Regions from separate parts of the Homo sapiens genome. Here region 1 is linked to region 2. The links are chromatin loops, found by intact Hi-C in ENCODE. Cell type or tissue: sigmoid colon. All regions are shown on one strand. Links, peaks and the distances in the headings refer to the core of each region. The heading gives the core; the rest is flanking DNA.

The links. Peaks named below come from ENCODE experiments on the same cell type or tissue, not always from the same donor. Only the 100,000 strongest peaks of a DNase experiment are listed, where the experiment ranks them.
Region 1: a loop joins it to region 2, with 4 times the contacts of the local background. A loop is called at or near these places in 7 of 110 quality-filtered maps.

What each region holds. Positions count from the first base shown.
Region 1 is chr17:60,063,414-60,066,336 of GRCh38, reverse strand. It overlaps HEATR6 (HEAT repeat containing 6), which reads left to right. Exons shown (of 20, transcript NM_022070.5): 9 at 1-128. It also overlaps the pseudogene LOC100422693. Among named protein-coding and RNA genes, the nearest start is that of HEATR6, 14 kb to the left of the region's middle. In sigmoid colon, for the core only: no CTCF peak of the experiment used is centred there; no DNase peak of the experiment used is centred there.
Region 2 is chr17:59,683,970-59,686,874 of GRCh38, reverse strand. It overlaps CLTC (clathrin heavy chain), which reads right to left. Exons shown (of 32, transcript NM_004859.4): 28 at 2,890-2,905; 29 at 1,649-1,819; 30 at 1,067-1,288. Among named protein-coding and RNA genes, the nearest start is that of PTRH2, 22 kb to the left of the region's middle. RefSeq lists a silencer at 1,533-1,827 and an enhancer at 2,490-2,905. In sigmoid colon, for the core only: no CTCF peak of the experiment used is centred there; no DNase peak of the experiment used is centred there.

The DNA.
Region 1 (2,923 bases), core at 117-2,616, 380 kb before region 2:
CTATAAAATCGATAGAAAAAAAAGTTCTTTATGGCTACTGGTCAGCTTTTATTCCTGATACGCCTGAACTTGGCAGCCCACAGTCAGTGTCCTTGATGACTCTTACATTGAAAGACCCTTCTCCAAAGGTAAGAGAATTTAAACTCTAAGCTTTATAATAGGAAGAAAAAATTTACAGATCCTTATTGTTATCTCTGCCTTATCCTGTCTGATCTGAATATAGCTCTTAGTAACACTGACCCAAGTTCCGACTTGACCACTGGACAGACAGGAAAATAGGAAGTGGGCTTATGTGAATAATACACTGAGGCTGATCATGTAGGATCGCTTCCTGCCCCAGGGCTTGCTTGAAGCCTGAGCACACTGAATTCTAACTTTGGTGTCTCCCTTGAACTGCACTGAAGCAGCTGTGCTTCTCTTCCTTTTATGAAAATGTTGATTGCTGTGGTATTTATAATAAGAAAACATCAGAAATGGCTTAAACAACTCAGTAGAATATCATGGTACATAATGGCTATGAAGGATGCATAAGGCTTAGAAAAATGCCCAAAATGTTCTGTGAAAACACAGGATATAGAATTATGTATACAGTAGGATCCCAAACATGATTTTTTCTTGCAACTTTTCTAGTTTTCAAATCATGTGTAATAAATATTTACATATTTTAATGAGAAAAACTTATTTTTAAAAAGAAGAAAAAAATGATTGGCAGGCATGGATAGCTATAGCAAGATATCTCATGGCTTATCAAATATTTGCCTCGCTTGAATATGTTAATTCTTCTCCAGAATTTAGCCACTTAACCAAGTAAGGAAAATAGCCTGCTGTTTACAATAATGAACATTAAAAAGTCATGCTGAATGGCATCTGGGTGTCCTCAGGTAACCAGCTACCCACAAAGAGGAGTTTTAATTAGGCCAACAGCATATTGTTCCTTTTCTGTTTTTAAGATTATTCCTTAAGGGGTCAGGGGTGGTAACCCACAATACGTTGGAATTCCATATGAGTCATCTCCTTGAGTAACTTACTATATAAGAAAATTTCTGGATGACCCATCAGAAGCTTTTACAAGGTAAAGAAAAATAAATTAGCCTCAATTTTATATACACGCAAAAAAATGACTTGTGGGGTATTTCAAATACTCCTTATCCTAGGAAATTAAACTGGCAGAAATTTTACAAATTAACTAAATCAATAGTGAATGAGAACCTAGGAGAAAAATGGAAAAATGAGTGGTGGCAAATAAATCAGTAATGAAGCCATTAGAGTAATTGAAATAAAAGCTACTAAAAATATTGAAAATATATATTTGAAGACCCTCCAGCTAGGGGAGCTGCCAGCAGTGGCCAACGAGATGGTGCTGTGGAGCAAGAAGCAGCCCAGCTTTATCACCTTTATCACAGCTGCCCAGCCAAGGGGATGTGGGACACGGGGGTTTAGAACAGGAATACAAAAAGGTTATGAGGTCATAGCTGATGAAAATGAATTGGAATAATTTTCATGATGTTTATATCTTCATATATTTTTAAATGTTTACATTTCACTTAAAGTGCCATGAGAAATTTCACCTATTGCAAAGTGGTCTTATCCATCTCCTTGATTTAGGTACCTTTTAGACTTGTTCTTGCTGTTTAACTTTGGTGAATGCAAGAGATGTGCTGAGGAAAAAAGATACAGAACTTCCTTCTGGAGATGTTGTAGATCCAGTACAAAAAGCCACAAGAAAATCCTAGAGAAAAAAAAAAAAAAGTCATCCTACTTAAAGTGGATTTTAAAAGATGAAAGAAATTAAATTAGTTCAGTGTAATGGCAAGTGAAATGATCGTACTTAAGAGATTCTTTTAATCAAGTGTTAGCTTGGAAGGGTTTAAATAAGTGTGGTAATTATTGTTTACAACAGAGCTTGGAGCATACCTTTGCAGTCTGTCCATAGTGTGATTAACTGTGCACCAAGACATATGCTAGAAAAAAGTGTTGTGGTAGGTGATGTCATGGGACAGGCTTTTGTTTGTTTGTTTGTTTGTTTGTTTGAGACAGAGTTTTGCTCTTGTTGCCCAGGCTGGAGTGCAATGGTGAGATCTCAGCTTACTGCAACCTCTGCCTCCCGGGTTCAAGCAATTCTGTCTCAGCCTCCCGAGGAGCTGGGACTACAGGCATGCACCACCATGCCTGGCTAATTTTGTATTTTTGGTAAAGATGGGATTTCTCCATGTTGGTCAGGCTGGTCTGGAATTCCTGACCCCAGGTGATGTGCCTGCCTTGGCCTCCCAAAGTGCTGGGATTATAGACTTGAGCCACCGCACCCGGCCCAGTGGGACAGGCTTTTAAAATAAAGACTTCTAGAAAGTTATGTGCATTAAAATTAAAAATAACAGATCATGTAATTAGAATGGAACAGCATTCTGGATTGACCAGGTTAAAAGAGCTGCCATGACTCCAGGCCAAGTGGTCATCTCAGGTGCTCCTTGTGCATATAGAGTTAGATGGCTGGAGTTCCTCTTAGCCAGGATTAAATAAGACAACTGTAGTTTATCTTGTCATTGAAGTGCTTAGTGATTAGTTTTGAGTTTATGGCAGGTCTGATATGACCCATGGCATACTCAGCTGGAAGCACAATTTTAACTGGTGTACTAAGAAATTTTCTAAAGACAAATGGACAGAAGGAAAGGTGATTAGACTCTTCCAGTCAGAATGCCAACAATAAACAGAGGCTACTTTTAGGAAATTGAAACATAATATGCTAGAATGGTTAATTGGGGAGAAGAAAACTTAGAAATGTCCATTCGGATTTGGCAGTGCTGTGGTACTTGGGAAATGATCACATTTCCATGTTGGAAATGTGCTTCATAGAGCACATCTTATACACTTCCAAAAGGGACAGAACAAATTATCAATAAAAATAACAAGACTAATTTAAGAATTT
Region 2 (2,905 bases), core at 406-2,905:
GAAAATAAAGGGCATACTGGAAGCAAAATTTAGAATTTTGTGTAACTTCAAAGCTTAATGCAGAAGAATTTATGCTACAGTATGAAAGAAAGCAGCTTAATCACTAGAAAAATTTACAGCACTTAGGTTAACAGCAGCTTAAAGACAGGTCTCACAAGTTGGCATTATGTTTAAGAAGCTATTCTCATCTATGGCTAAGATAAGGCAACATGTTTTTTCTCTTACATTGAATACAGAAAATGTTAATTCTTTAAAAACTTTAAACAGACACAATGGTATCTAATTAAATGGTATCCTGAGGAAAAATTCAGTATGGGAGGGGTTGTTGGTAGCGCTTCTTCACCCTCCCATCCCCCCAACTCAGGCAGGCTGAAGGAATCAGATGTGAGACTCTGATTTTAATCATGTTTTTTGCTTTGACGAAAAGGATCCTCTAAAACCATTTAAAAATGTTCTACAGAGAGACAGCTAGTAACTGCTGAAGATAGGGTGAGTAAATTCATACATCAAAAAAGGACACTAAGACGAATAGTGAATGTTATAAGGCAATTAGACCCCCAGCTTGTTTTTTTTTTCCCATGTTCACCTCCTATGGTATTTTTAAATCAGGGGTTAAACTATCAAAAAAATTGTGAAGATTAAAAGGATGTTAAGAATATACATGCAGCTTCCCCAGGGGAAACAGGCATAGACATCATTAAAGTCAGGAACCAACCAAATAAAAGGGAATCTACAATACTAGTCATGAATATTTGAGTCACAAGAACTGATTTTGAGAAAAATACTATTTTGAAATAAAATTTATCAAAGTTTTTTAAATAAAAAAATACATAGATTATTTTCACCCTCATAAATACACTGAGGGTAAACAGCTACATTTGAGTTCCCCTTCCAATCAGTGTCATTTGTCAGCTATTAAAAAAAAATTTCAAAAGAACAGGAATATTTTATGATCGACTAAATGACTTACTTCTACTAAAGAAAAAAGCATTTAAAAAAATTAATGTGCATGTAGAATTTTACATGCAAGGAAACTAGTTCTGAATACACTTAGAAGAGTCATTACCTTTGTCAAGTACTCCTTCATGACCTGGATGAAATAGGGCATGGCAAAATCCATGATATTGTGCCTCCATGCAGTTTCTAGGACGACATCTGGCCTTAAAAGATCGTAACAGGTAAACAGACAAGCTCCAAAGCACTCTCTTTTTTCTTCCTGCAAAAACCACTGCAGGAGTTCTTCAGCCAATTCAGTATCTTTAGATTCAGAAGCATACTGCATTGCATCCTATTCAAAGAAATAGTGAAAGTCAAAAACATTAGACCCCACATACTGAACTAGTAAACCAAGAAAAACAATGGAAACTTTCCAATATAAATCTGGTTTTGCAAGGGGAAAAAAGCCTCCTAGTTGTATCATTTAAATTAAAATTTTCAAAGAAGAGATAAGCTAAAAGCTTTTTTTTCCCCAGACAAGTTTGACCTTAACATAAGAGAGCCCCTAGAATCAAGAAATCCATTAACTTAAATTGCCTTAAAGTCAGCTCTCATATTCACAAAACCAATACTTTTATTTATAGATTATAATCACTTGTAACACCATTTTAGGCCTGGTTTAAAACAGCCCCTGCCCCGCAACTTTATCAACCTTGTAAAGGCTGTCTTTCTTGCACAGCTCTACACTCTGTTTCCAGCGATTGTTGCCTTTGAAGAGATAAGCAGCAATTCTCCTGAACTCAATGAGTTCATGTTTTTCCAAACGCTGAGCAAGCGAGATATTGTCAAAGTTGTCATAAGCATCTATTGATGTTCGCAGAGCCTTAAAAAAAAAAAGCCATCCAAATGCCAGATCAGTATTTTGTTTAACATTATATTCCGTTCTCAATCAATGAGCCCCTTAGATGGTAACATGTAATATGACACCTAGATTCAAGCATCAAAAGGTATGATTTTTCATTTTACCTAAAGATACCATTTTCTCCAAGATTTTCACTATCAAGGACTAACATATGGCTATGAAATGGACAATATTTCTAATTTGGAGGGCAAGATTTTTTTCTTTTTTTTTGAGATGGAGTCTCCCTCTGTTGCCCAGGCTGGAGTGCAGTGGTGATGCAATCTGGGCTCACTGCAACCTGCCTCTAGGGTTCAAGCGATTCTCCGGCCTCAGCCTCCCGAGTAGCTGCTACTACAGGCACGTGCCACCACAACCGGCTAATTTTTTTGGTATTTTAGTAGAGACGGGGTTTCATTGTGTTAGCCAGGATGGTCTCGATCTCCTGACCTCGTGATCCGCCTGCCTTGGCCTCCCAAAGTGCTGGGATTACAGGCGTGAGTCACCACGCCTGGCATGGAGGGCAAGATTCTGTGCTCTAGAGAAACTTCTGATAAAACTCAGCATGGCAGCAGTACAGATCTGCATGCGCTGAGCCTCAAAGAAAATGAAGAGAGAGAAAAAAAGGCAAGTAGCTTAAGCTTAACTCTACTTCACTTTTGCTTGTGAAATCCTTCATAAGAGAAAGTTTATACAAACACTAATAAAACAGTAGGCAAGAAAAATGGTGAATAAATATAGTTAATACCAAATAAATTTTATGAATTAGTTAAGTGGTCAAAGACATTTTTGACTCTACCTACAATCTAGATGTTAGAGATAAAGTAATCATATCATTTTTTTCAAAAGCAGTATCTTATACAAGATCTGAGCAAAATTCTGAAAACTTGGCACTTAATTAGAAGATTTATCAATCCTGAAATCTTACTAAATTTAGATCCTAGGTATGCAAGCACCTACTGTTTACAATCCTAAAGGATAATGGCTTTTTTAAAAAATGGGAAAACATAACTTTATGAGTCTTGAGATTATGTGCAAGAATCAAAAGGTTTTACCTGATAATCTTCTTCT